Regions from separate parts of the Homo sapiens genome. Here region 1 is linked to region 2. A link is a contact called in ENCODE Hi-C or POLR2A ChIA-PET data. All regions are on one chromosome and are shown on one strand. Each heading gives the region's core, a stretch centred on a gene start or an enhancer-like site at or near the end of the contact. The rest is flanking DNA. Distances are from core to core; before and after follow the strand shown. Region 1 holds the start of TBC1D22A-DT (TBC1D22A divergent transcript). Region 2 holds the start of FAM118A (family with sequence similarity 118 member A).

Region 1 (5,453 bases), core at 1-2,500, 1.5 Mb after region 2:
CCCTGGGGCCTTCTGAGCCCTACTAGGAGAGGATTCTAGGAGAGTAGGACGCCTTGCACATAGTAAGTACTAAGTCAATGTTACTTACCAGTAAATGAAGAGGCATGGGAAATTGTTATTATTTTTGAGACGGAGTTTCGCTCTGTCGCCCAGCCTGGAGTGCAGTGGCACGATCTGGGCTCACTGCAAGCTCTGCCTCACGGGTTCACGCTATTCTCCTGCCTCAGCCTCCAGGGAAATTCTTAATCAGAAAATATGTCTTAGATTTTTGTTTTAAAAGAGAACTGGCAGGAGCTCCAAATACACTAAAGCTCCAGTCTGAAATGACAGTCCCTGAGCATTCAATCTTTGGTCTAAGAAGCACAGAAATGTAATGCAAACCAGACACGGTTTTTTTAGTGATTTTCTGCACACACACACACACACACACACACACACAGTAAAAAGATCTAGTCATAACGTGTGCACCTGCAGTTCCAACTACTGGGGAGGGTGAGGCAGGAGGATCACTAGAGGGCAGGAGTTCGAGACTAGCCTGGGCAACATAGCAAGACACCCACCCCCAGTCCCCCCCGGAAAAAAAGAATAAAAAAGGTAAAAATAATTTTAAAAAGAGTAAAAGGAATGTAAAAATAATTTTAATGCATTTTATTTAATCCAATACATTAAAAATGTTACCTAACATGCAAACAATATACAAATTATTTTATACGACGTCTTTGGAATCCTGTATTTTACACGTAAAGCGCATCTCACTCCGGACTAGCCAGGTTTCAAGCACGTGATAGCCGCACAAGGCTGGAACCCAGGCCTGGGGAATTAATTCTTGTCCTCGGTGCTCAAACCATTCTTCCCTTCAAGCCTGGCCTAATCCCCAGTCTCTCTCATCTCTTCGAATACGCTCCGCGGTTATGCCCCTCACCTCACTGCACTGCAAATATTTCGTCCACTGAGTATTTGCTGATCGTCACTCAGTGCCGGGTGACCCAGCTTGACCAGCACCCGCAGCCGCCCTGCCACTGTTGGGCCGGGTATGGTGTGTCTGGCTTCCCTCTGTTCTGGGCCGGCTCCGAAACGCGCTCAAGAGAAATCGGAATCAGACACGGGGCAGTTCAGCTTTGGAAATGAGGAGCTCGAGGCTCCTGGGAGTCCGTTGCGGGCAGGTGGGCGCCGCTGTTGTGTCGGGAGAGCCAGGAGCGACAGACTCAAACTCAGAAACCCAACCACCTCCGCTCCCTCCGCGATGCGTGTAACGTGCGTTGCGCGGCGTCGCCCTTTAATAACGACGGGCGCTCGGAGTGCTGCGTCACTCGCCACCAGGGACTTAGGCGGGACTTCCGGGCGCGCGTAGGCACAACTTCCGGAAGGAGGCGGAAGAGCTTCTCGGCTCTAGGCTCTGGAGTCCCGGGAGCAGTGAGGGGCCACCCGGGGCACAGGAAAGGGCCGCTAGGGGAGGGCCGGGTGCACTCGGGGTGTCTGGGCCGCGGGTCTGAGGGATGAGGAGGGGCCATGGCCAGCGACGGGGCCAGGAAGCAATTCTGGAAGCGCAGCAACAGCAAGCTCCCGGGCAGGTGGGTGTGCCGCGGAGGGCCAGGTCGGGGTCAGGGGTCAGAGGTCAGGTGGCCGCGTTGGCCTCCTGGGCTGCGGGTGGAGTCGGGGGTCTGGAGAGGGCAACTTGGACTCTGAGGAGACTGCTGGATGGTGTGACGGGCGTTGGGGGGCTCGGAGGTCGGAGCGTGGGGTCTGGGGGTGACAGTGGCTGCACGTAGGATCGAGGCTTGCAAGGACGAGGAGGAGCTATTGGCGTTTTTCCTGACACTGGCAGGCTTCTTTCCGAGAAACTCCTGGGCTCCTTGGGGAGGCTGGAAGGAACTGATTCGGGTCATGCTGTGAAGTTTGGTGGAGTCCGGAAGCTGGCCGGGCTGAGGCCCCCCGTCTGCTGGGTGGATCAGTTTCTGCAGGGGGTGTGGTGTTTTTGACCCACTTGATTTGCCTGTGGTCTCTTGAGGGCTGCGGCTCTTGCCTTGAGCATAGAAGAGGACTAGAGTTTCCCTGTGAGTTTCCATGTTTCTGCTTGCTGGTGTCAAAACCACCTCCTATGTTGTGTTAGCAGGAAGTTTTTTTTTTTTTTTTTTTTTTTTTTTTTTTTTTCTTCGGCTGGAATGACCTGGGTACACCCTAGATGCTATACAGCTCCAGAGCTCCAGAGTCCTTGTCTGATTGCTGTGGCGCTGAGCTATGCCAGGGCCCTAGGGAATGAGACATTACGTGGAGGGTACCTAGGATAAAATCAGCCACTGGTGAAAACAGATCAGAGATAAGCAAACGTCAAGATTTCAGAACATAGTTCTGTTCCAAAGCTGAAGTCTGGAATGCTGAAAATTATGAATTGTGTTACGAAGATAAGTCTGAGTAGAATCATTCATAAACACAGTAAAATGGTTTGTACTCCTGTTTCATAATAAATATTATTGTTTGAGTGTTTGAATGATAAACTTTGGAATTTACTGCATCCAGTTAGAAAAGTTTACTTTTGGCCAGGTGTGGCGGCTCACGCCTGTAATCCCAGCACTTTGGGAGGTCGAGGTGGACAGATCACCTGAGGTCAGGAGTTTGAGACCAGCCTCACCAACATGGAGAAACCTAGTCTCTACTAAAAATACAAAATTAGCTGGGCATGGTGGCACATGCCTGTAATCCTGGCTACTTGGGAGGCTGAGGCAGGAGAATCACTTGAACCTGGGAGGTGGAGGTTGCAGTGAGCCGAGATCGTTCCATTGCACTCCATCCTGGGCAATAAGAGCGAAACTCTGTCTCAAAAAAAAAAAGGAAAGTTTACTTTTAAGAGTGATCTGGGGGTTAGCAGCGTGAGTTACTGACAGCTCAGACAGTGGCTTTGAGAATGAAGGGAGTCATCAAAGGTGGCCGGAGACCCTATTCGACTCCACAGGACCGTGCTTGATTCGAGAACAGTAAGACCTTTCAACAAAACCAGTGTCAGGGTCCAAGGTGAGTGAAGATTCTGGAATGGTGGTGGGTAGGAGGTCCTGGTAGTGACAGGAACAAATGCTGTAGAACATAAGAGTCCAGGGAAGAGGAGCCACATGACAGTGTAACTTTTATGTGTTACTTTTAGGTCTTAAGGTTTTGGTTCCTCATCAGTCTAAACTCTAATTCTTAATCAGCTTAGATGTAAGAATAACAGAGCTGCTGTGTGGAGTTACAGCAGTGACTCAACCTTTGGATTGAAGGCTGTGGCTCTTGGTAATTTGTCCTTATACTGAGTTGAATTTATGTCCATCTGGAAACTATGGATGTGACATTTGGAAATAGGGTTTTTGCACAAGTAATCAAGGTAAAATGAGGTCATACTGGATGAGGGTGGGCCTTAGTTCGTCAACTAGTATTTTTATAAAAAGAGGGAAATTTGAATACAGAGAGACACACACAGGGAAATGGCCCTATGGAGACAGAAACAGAGATTGGAATAGTACATTTACAAGCCAAGGAAAGCCAGGGGTTGCTGGCAGCCACCAGAAGCTAGAAGAGGCAAGGAAGGATGCTCACCTAGAGACTTGACAGAGAGCATGGCCCTGCAGATGACCACTTGATTTTGGGTTTTTGGCGTTTAAAACTGAGAGAGAATAAGTGTCTGTTGTGTTAAGCCATTCAGTTGGTGGTAATTTGTTATGGCAGCCACAGGAGACTAATACAGTCTCCAGCTTTCTTCTGTGTGAACCTGAAATACCGAACACCAGCTTTCCTTTTCCTCTGACTTTGATGCTATTCTGTGTCTTAGGCACTTTTGAGAGCAGCTTCTGTATTACCTTTGTGAAGTTGGAGTCTTGGAGAGTTCGAGGCTGTCACTGAAGAGGGCAGAAGAAGAAGGAGAGGTTGGGTGCACCAGGAAGGCCTGTGAAGCCTCTGTGTCTCCCATCCGTCTTGTGGCTCAAGCCTCTGGCAGTGCTGCTCTTTCAGGTGGCAGGCTGGAACTCTTCCCTGAAGGAGGAGTCACAGAGGGGTGCCCGTTTTCCTATCAGTAGTGGTGATTGGTCACTAGCTGCGTATTTATTTAGTCCACACCTATGCAAGCACAGTGCTAGTGGAGATCCTAGCCAGGTTCCTGTGGCTTTGGCAGCTCTTTCAATTGTTTCCCATGATTGTTTTCTTTCTTTTTTTGTTTTTGTTTTTGTTTTTGTTTTTTTTGAGATGGAGTCTCACTGTGTTGCCCAGGCTGGAGTGCAGTGGTGTGATCTTGGCTCACTGCAACCTCTGCCTCCCAGGTTCAAGTGATTCTCCTGTCTCAGCCTCCCAAGTAGCTGGGATTACAGGCGCCCACCAGCACGCCTGTCTGTTTTTTTGTATTTTTAGTAGAGATGGGGTTTCGCCATGTCGGCCAGGCTAGTCTCGAACTCCTGACCTCAGGTGATCCATCCACCTCAGCCTCCCAAAGTGCTGGGATTATAGGCGTGAGCCTCCATGCCTGGCCTTGTTTTCCTCCTTTTTTTTTTTTTTTTTCTGAGACAAGAGTCTCTCTCTGTAGTCCAGGCTGGAGTGCAGTGGCATGATCTCAGCTCACTGCTACCTCCACCTCCTGGGTCCCGGTTGAAGCAGTTCTCCTGCCTCAGCCTCCTGAGTAGATGGGATTATAGGCACTGGCCACCACGCCCAGCTAATTTATGTGTGTGTGTGTGTGTGTGTGTGTGTGTGTGTGTGTGTGTGTGTGTGTATTTTTTTTGAGACGGAGTCTCACTCTGTTGTCCAGGCTGGAGTGCAGTGGTGCGATCTCGGCTCACTGCAAGCTCCGCCTCCCGGGTTCACGCCATTTTCCTGCCTCAGCCTCCCGAGTAGCTGGGACTACAGGCGCCTGCCACCACACCTGGCTAATTTTTTATATTTTTGGTAGAGACGGGGTTTCACCGTGCTAGCCAGGATAGTCTCGATCTCCTGACCTTGTGATCCTCCTGCCTCGGTCTCCCAACGTGCTGGGATTACAGGCTTGAGCCACTGTGCCCGGCAATTTTTGTATTTTTAGTAGAGATGGGGTTTCACCATGTTGGCCAGGCTGGTCTTGAACTCCTGATCATGTGATCCACCAGCTTCAGCCTCCCAAAGTTCTGGGATTACAGGCGTGAGCCACCACACCCAGCCTTGTTTTCCTCTTTGTTTTTGAGTGCAGCCCTCATCTCAAGGAAACTCAGGAGGAAGACTACACCCACTGTACAATACAAGACTAGTAAGGGATCTTTCAGATAGTTCAACTCTTTTTTATTTTTGAGATGGAGTCTCGCTCTGTCGCCCAGACTGGAGTGCAGTGGTGTGATCTAGACTCACTGCAATCACTGCCTCCCGGGTTCAAGTGATCTTCCTGCCTCTGCTGCCAAAGTAACTGGGATTACAGGCGCCCACCACCATGCCCAGCTAATTTTTTTGTATTTTTAGTAGAGATGTGG
Region 2 (6,242 bases), core at 2,429-4,928:
TTCTTCGGCCTCTTGGACATGGTGCCATTCTTATTGGAGTCAATAGGGGCCTGGCGCACCATGTTGTCAGCTCCACGAGGGCAGTGCTGGTTTTCCCGCTATGTCCTCGGCTCCTTACACAGCGGGTGTTCAGCAGATATTGTTCAGTGCTCCTGCCAGTCCTCCCGGACATGGCGTGTCTTGGTGGCAGGTGACATGGACTGGTGAGTGGAGACCTCAGAGCAGCCTGTTGCAAAACTTCCAGGCCAGCAGTAAGGGGTCCTGAGCTGGGGCACGGGTGGGGTCTGGGGAAAGGAGACGAGCTGACGGAGAAGGAGGGCCAGAGAGACTTTTCCAAGGTGCAGGCTCCCCTCTTCCCTTCCCCTGCCTGCCATACACACCCCGCCTGCTGCTCAGCAATGGCATCACAGCCCCTCCTGCCAGCCTGCCCGGATGCAGGGAGCAGCAGGAGAGTTTCTACAGGAAATAGACATGGGCATGGGTGGCATGTGGGGAGGCTCTAAAAGGCTTGATTAGCTCCTTTACCATGAGTGTGTTTACAGCATGTATGTGTAATGACACACACAGTGTGAGGGTGTATATTGCATGGTGCGTGTTATCTCTGTGGGGTGTGTTCTTGTACACCGGTGCAGGGCATATATGTGTTATGATGTGGGTTTGTCCAGAGAATAAAGCAACAACTTCCTCTCCAGGATGGGAGGACTGTTATGTGGTCTCTGGTGTCCTTTCTGTCCATTCTTTAGAGCATCCCACCAGGGACCCTGCCTGTGAATCTGTTGGCTCTCTCTTTTCTGACAGTGCAAAACAAAGCTCCTTCTGCAGCCAGACAGACCCTGGCAGCAATTCCAAGCAGATGCCCACTTACCAGCTCGGACTAGTTGCTCTAACGCCTCTGAGCCTGTTTTTTGGTCTGTTAAAGGAGATTAATAACACCTACCACGCAGGGTGGCAGCGACAGTGAGGAAAGGTATGCCTATGAAGAGCTTAGAATAGCGCCTGACACACAGTAGGTGCTCAATTCACAGTAGTGTATATGCCCACACACAGGTATGTACATTCCAAATGCACCAACGCCCCTCAAGATACCCTCAATACACAAATAGATTGAGTCTGGGCTGGATGCGGTGGCTCATGCCTGTAATCCCAGCACTTTGGGAGGCTGAGGTGGGAGGATCACTTGAGCCCAGGAGTTCAAGACCAGCCTGGACTGGTGGAGACATGGTGAGACTCTGTCTCCATGAAAAATAATTAAAAATTTAAAAAATATATTTTAATTTGAAAACTTTTAAAAAGGAAAGATATGGACTAGGTCTGGTCGCTGGGCTCCTGACGACAAGGCTTGCTGTGCACATACATCTTCATTAGTGTGAGCTGTGCTCACGTCGGCTGCGTGGAGGCTGGGACAGACACGGACACCCCACAGTGCCCAGTGATGTGTCACACCCACACATCAGCACCACGCTGACCTCTTGCCAACCTGCCATATCTGCCCCCTTATCTACTCAGAATGGTCAAGGTGCCCAGGGGGCAGTGTCTCTCAGTAATTTTCCACAACCTGAGAAAAAGCTGTGTTTCTCTCAGATGTGGGGAAAAGGGGAGCCCTTGTTCCTGAGGCATCCTTCCTGCTGTCCTTGCTCTTGTAAGGCTGACTGGCTGAGTTTTTGGGTGGAGGGGCTGAGGCTCCCAGCCTATCTCAGATGGTGCTGAATGTGGCTGGAGGTTACGATTGCTTTGGTCCCACCACCCCTCAGAGGATGCCCTGCGCAGAGTCTTGGGTCTGACTGACCTCGGCAGCACCCAGCCCATAAGGTCCTGTTAATCAAAATCCTTGCTGGGGCCTGGGAGCTCCATGAGGGAAGGGGCCACATCTCCCACAGGTCTCGGGCTTCAGCACCCAGTACAGGAGCAGGTGTTCATGAACTGAATTATATATCTTTTGCATTAAAAAAAATTTTTTTTGAGACAGAGTCTCGCTCTGTTGCCCGGGCTGGAGTGAAGTGGCATGATCTCAGCTCACTGCTGCCTCTGCCACCCGGGTTCAAGTGATTCTCCTGCCTCAGCCTCCCGAGTAGCTGGGATTACAGGTGTCCGCCACCACGCCCGGCTAATTTTTGTATTTTCAGTAGAGATGAGGTTTTGCCAGGTTGCCCAGGCTGGTCTGGAACTGCTGACTTCAGGTGATCCACCTGCCTCAGCCTCCCAAAGTGCTGAGATTACAGGCGTGAGCCACCGGCCTTTTTTTGCATTTAAGTCGCACCTCCAGGGGTTGGGGAGCTGTATGCAGTGGTGGTTACATGTGTGGGCTGAGGCATGGAACTACACAACCTCTTGGGCCTGAGCTTCCCCTTGTTAAACTGGAATAACAATGAAGACGCCTTCCTCATAGGGTTGTTCCAAGAACACCATGAAGGAACGCATGCAAAGTGCTCAGGGAGTGCCTGACCCCACATACAGAGCACCCAGGGGCTGCCCTCTTCATCCCAGAGTCACTGCTCCCACTGTTTTCTGGGCTCTGGCCCCCCCTAAAATTTCACAGGCCGCTAACACAACACTACCTTCTGTCACAAAATGAGAGCTTTCTGGTGGGCTAGGGTAGGGGGAGATATTAACAGCCAACTTTAAAATCAGGCAGGAAAAAAAGGTGCCAAGGAGACAGGAAGTAATAAATGACTCCAGGTTGGGCAGGGCAGGCTGGGAAGAGGAAGTGGATTGGGTCTTGTTTAGGTAAAAGACTTCAGTGGCAGACAAAGGAGGAGTAATAAGATCGCTAGGGGGCCCGTGCCCAGCCCACCCACGCACAATCTCAGTCCTCGCAATACCCACAAGGTAGGTGCTAGGATCACACCCTTTACGGACGCGGCACCTGCGACAGGGATGCGCGAGGAGTCAGGGGGCCTCGCCGGATCGAACCTAAGCTGGGGAAGAGTATTTCTTGTATTTTTAGGAGAAATTCTCAGCCTCGGGGAAGAGTATTTCTTGATGAGGGAAGAGCGCGGGGAAGACACTCACGCACGCACAAACATGTGGGCGGCCATGGTGTGCCCAGCGCCGTGCTGGCTTCTGGGAACCCCCAGTGGACAAGACGGACAAGGTACCGGCTCTCAGGGGAAGTGGGAGCCAGTCACAAGCGTACCTAATTTCGGAGAGTGACAAGTACTCTGAAAAAGAAAGAAGGTAGGGCTGGTGACTGGCCAATTTAAGCGGGCAGGAGTCTGCTGGGGGACGGAGACCAGCCTCAGGTCTGGGTTGGGGACAGAAGCTGTGCCTAAGTGTGGTGCAGGATGCAGTTGCAAAGGAGCGCTTCCGATCGCACTTGATGCTCGCCACGTCCCTGCAAAGTGCTCCCGCCCCCTTTCTGCAAATGAGGAAACGGGACGCGCGGCTCGCCGGGCCAGGTAGGGCTAGGACGCGGACTCTAGGCCCAAGCGCTCCCCAGCGCAAGCCCTCCCCCGCACATCCGACCGCGCCTGCGCTGGAGACCCCGGGGGCGTGGCCTCCCCGGTGGGCGGGACCGTGGTCACCGAGGTGGGCGGTGCCAGAGGATCTGGCGGCGGGGCGGGGCGGGGCGCGCGTCCTGGCTTCGCCCTTCCCCGGGGCGGGGCCTCCGGGGACCGCGGGGCCGTTGGTTTCGGGACGGAACGTTCACGCGGCTGGGGCGGGCGCGCGGGGGAAGGGTTTGCGGCGGCGCCGCTGCCGGCTAACGCGGAGGGGCGCCTGGAGGCGGCGTGGCGTCCGCTCTGGCTCCGACTCCGGCTCTCGCTCTCGCTTCTAGCCCGCGTGCCTGCGCAGTCCCCTCCCCGAGAACCATCCCCTTGCCCCGCCCAGCGTCAGGGGTGCGCGGCCGCCGAGAGACCCCGGAGGCGTAGCCGGCTGCGGAGGCGAAGAGGTGGCAGCGCGAGCTGGGACCAGCGTCTCGGAGGCGCCGCAGGTGAGGGGGCGGGGCGGGCCCGCGGTCCCTGCATCCGGAGCCCCTGGGGACCCCGAGATCCTCAGGATCCGCCCCGGCCCCGGGGCCACCCCAGGACTCCCTCTCAGCTCTTCCCCTGGAGCCCCTGCCCCCGAGACCCCCTCAGGATCCGCCCTGCCCCTCCAGGCCCGCGAACCCCGAAACTCCAAGATTTTCTCTGGACTCCGAGACCCCCTGAGGACCCCGGCCGCTAGTGGGCCCTGAGAACTGTTGGTTCCGGAAACTCTCGAGGTTCCCTTGGGACTTGCTTCCAGCAACCTCCTCAGAAGCCCCCAGGCCCGGGGCATCTTCCTGTGGGGAGCCGTGGTTCCCAGTGTCCTTAGCCCCGCGAGACCCCGGGTCCCCGTGCCGCCCACCCTGAGGCTCCCTCTCCGACCTGATCTCAGGGCTAGGTTTCTCCAACTTGAGGTCCCTGGACCTGCGGGGCGTGGGTGGAAGTGTTCCCAGGTCTGGTGATAACTTAAGACGGTAACAGCGCGCCCGACGACCACCTCCTAAGCTGTGGTCCCCGCGCCTGCAGGTGCAGGGCCGGGTTTAAGTTTTAATGTTCTGCTGAGACTCAGGTGGCCCCACAGGACAGTCTATAGAGCAGGAGACCTGAGGTGGCCGAGGGCGGCCGAACCGGGGAGGGAGCGAGTTAGGGCACATGGGGACGCTTTTAGGTTGTCTCCTCCTTAATTTTTTCATTCAAGGAACTAACATTTTGTTTTTGAATGCCTGATAGGCTCCAGGAATTGACACTGGAAATAGAGATGAGACGGTCCCTGCTGTCAGGGCCTAGGGACCTGGGGCATAAGACAAGTAGGTCGTTTTTATCTGGAGGAAGCTGTGTCGTCGCTGGCAGGGAACCCATCTGGGTGGGCATGGGATTCTGGGAAGGGGTGGGTGTTAAGGAGGGCGTCTTAGGAGTCGTGGGGAGGAGATGCTAAGCAGCAGGTGAGCTGATTCTTGAAGGTTGAGCTAGAGGAGAAGTTTGCCAGGGTCATTCCAGGCAGAGTTTCAGGGGACAGCCAGTATGTCAAAAGGCAGAGAGGCTGCCACGGCACACAGTGTTGGAAGGCGGGAGGTGTGGCTGGAGCACACCTAATGAAGGTGGCGTGGGAGTGAATGCTAACTGCGGAGAACCCAGCTTTGCTCCCGGAGGCCCACCGTGCCCTTGGCCCTTTCTTGAACGACTGCACCTGCCATTGTCCTGAGAAATGATCCAGCTGAGCTGAAGGAAGGTGGGAGGTGGTCAGGGGGAGAAGTGAGGGAAGTGTCTCGCTAGAGACCTGGTATGGGAGAAGCTGGGACTTTTGCAGAGTACTGGGTTTGAGGTGGGAGTGACAAGAAAGAGGGTGTGATTCTGAGAGCCAGTCAGGACCAAAGCATGCCCAGTTTAAGCTGAGTGGAGGGTTTGGTACTTAAAGGGAGTGGGTGGCCATTGAAGGGCTTTGGGAGGAGAGGGGCGGGAGTTGGTGTGTTTTTGAACCATCCATGTGGCTGTGGTGGGGAGACTTTTTTGGAGGAAGCAAGACCCTATGAGAGATGGGGGTGACCTGGACCAAGGCGGTGGTAGTGGGGGACTGTGGCTTTCTGGAACGGGGCTAAGCTTCTGAAAGCCCAGGCCCAGAAGACTGGTTCCCGCTCTTTCCTGTCTGAGCCTGGGGTCTGAACTTTAAGTGAGGTTTTTGTCCTATTACCGTAGGGTCTGTGGTCGCCTTAGTGCTTCATGGTGACTGTGTGTGTGTGCTTCACCATAGTCTAATGACCACACAGGACGCAGTGGGGCAGGGTGGGGAGAGGCTGAGTCTCAGAGGTGGGCCAGGACCATGCTGGGCTAGGGGTCCTGAAGAGAACCTGTGTGTGGAAAAACCACCCATCGTGCTTTTTCTATTATCTCACTCAACGACAATCAACAGAGATGTCTTCTGTGACCAAATGTGAGGAGAGGTTTCTCCCTGCCACCAAGCGGGCAGTCATTTGTGCAAGAGACACCAACTGGGTATCTTCCAATTCAGTTCTGATACTACCTGGAGATAGCATCAAATCTCGCAAGTTGAGGGCTCAGTCCCCCAAGACTGCCCTCCACCCCTTCGGACACCAGTCACAAGCCTGAGCCTCTGGAACTTCTGATCGATCAGCTTCAAGTTGGGGTTCCCATGACCCTTCCTTAGGTTTGATTAATTTGCCAGTCGCGGTGGCTCACGCCTGTAATCCTAGCACTTTGGTAGGCCGAGGAGGGTAGATCATCTGAGGTCGGCAGTTCGAGACCAGCCTGGCCAACATAGCAGAA

What was found. A loop is a pair of places that touch in the nucleus more often than their neighbours do. ChIA-PET counts read pairs that join two places held with the same protein, here RNA polymerase II (POLR2A). Pooled maps may share reads with other maps.
Region 1: a loop to region 2 is called in a map with no recorded cell type, with 10 times the contacts of the local background. The contact joins the promoter of TBC1D22A-DT here to the promoter of FAM118A in region 2. A Hi-C loop is called at or near these places in 2 of 37 single-sample maps with no recorded cell type and 8 of 50 pooled maps. POLR2A ChIA-PET finds 5 or more read pairs at or near these places in 1 of 52 experiments (OCI-LY7).

The regions. Positions count from the first base shown.
Region 1 is chr22:46,761,278-46,766,730 of GRCh38, forward strand. TBC1D22A-DT (TBC1D22A divergent transcript) reads right to left here and starts at 1,251. Exons shown (of 1, transcript NR_186691.1): 1 at 634-1,251. It overlaps TBC1D22A (TBC1 domain family member 22A), which reads left to right and starts at 1,373. Exons shown (of 13, transcript NM_014346.5): 1 at 1,373-1,571. The coding sequence starts at 1,510. RefSeq lists enhancers at 420-1,254, 991-1,120, 1,821-1,900, 2,831-2,900, 2,941-3,020 and 1 more and a silencer at 2,021-2,080.
Region 2 is chr22:45,306,256-45,312,497 of GRCh38, forward strand. FAM118A (family with sequence similarity 118 member A) reads left to right here and starts at 3,679. Exons shown (of 9, transcript NM_017911.4): 1 at 3,679-3,928. RefSeq lists a silencer at 3,345-4,024 and an enhancer at 4,741-5,549.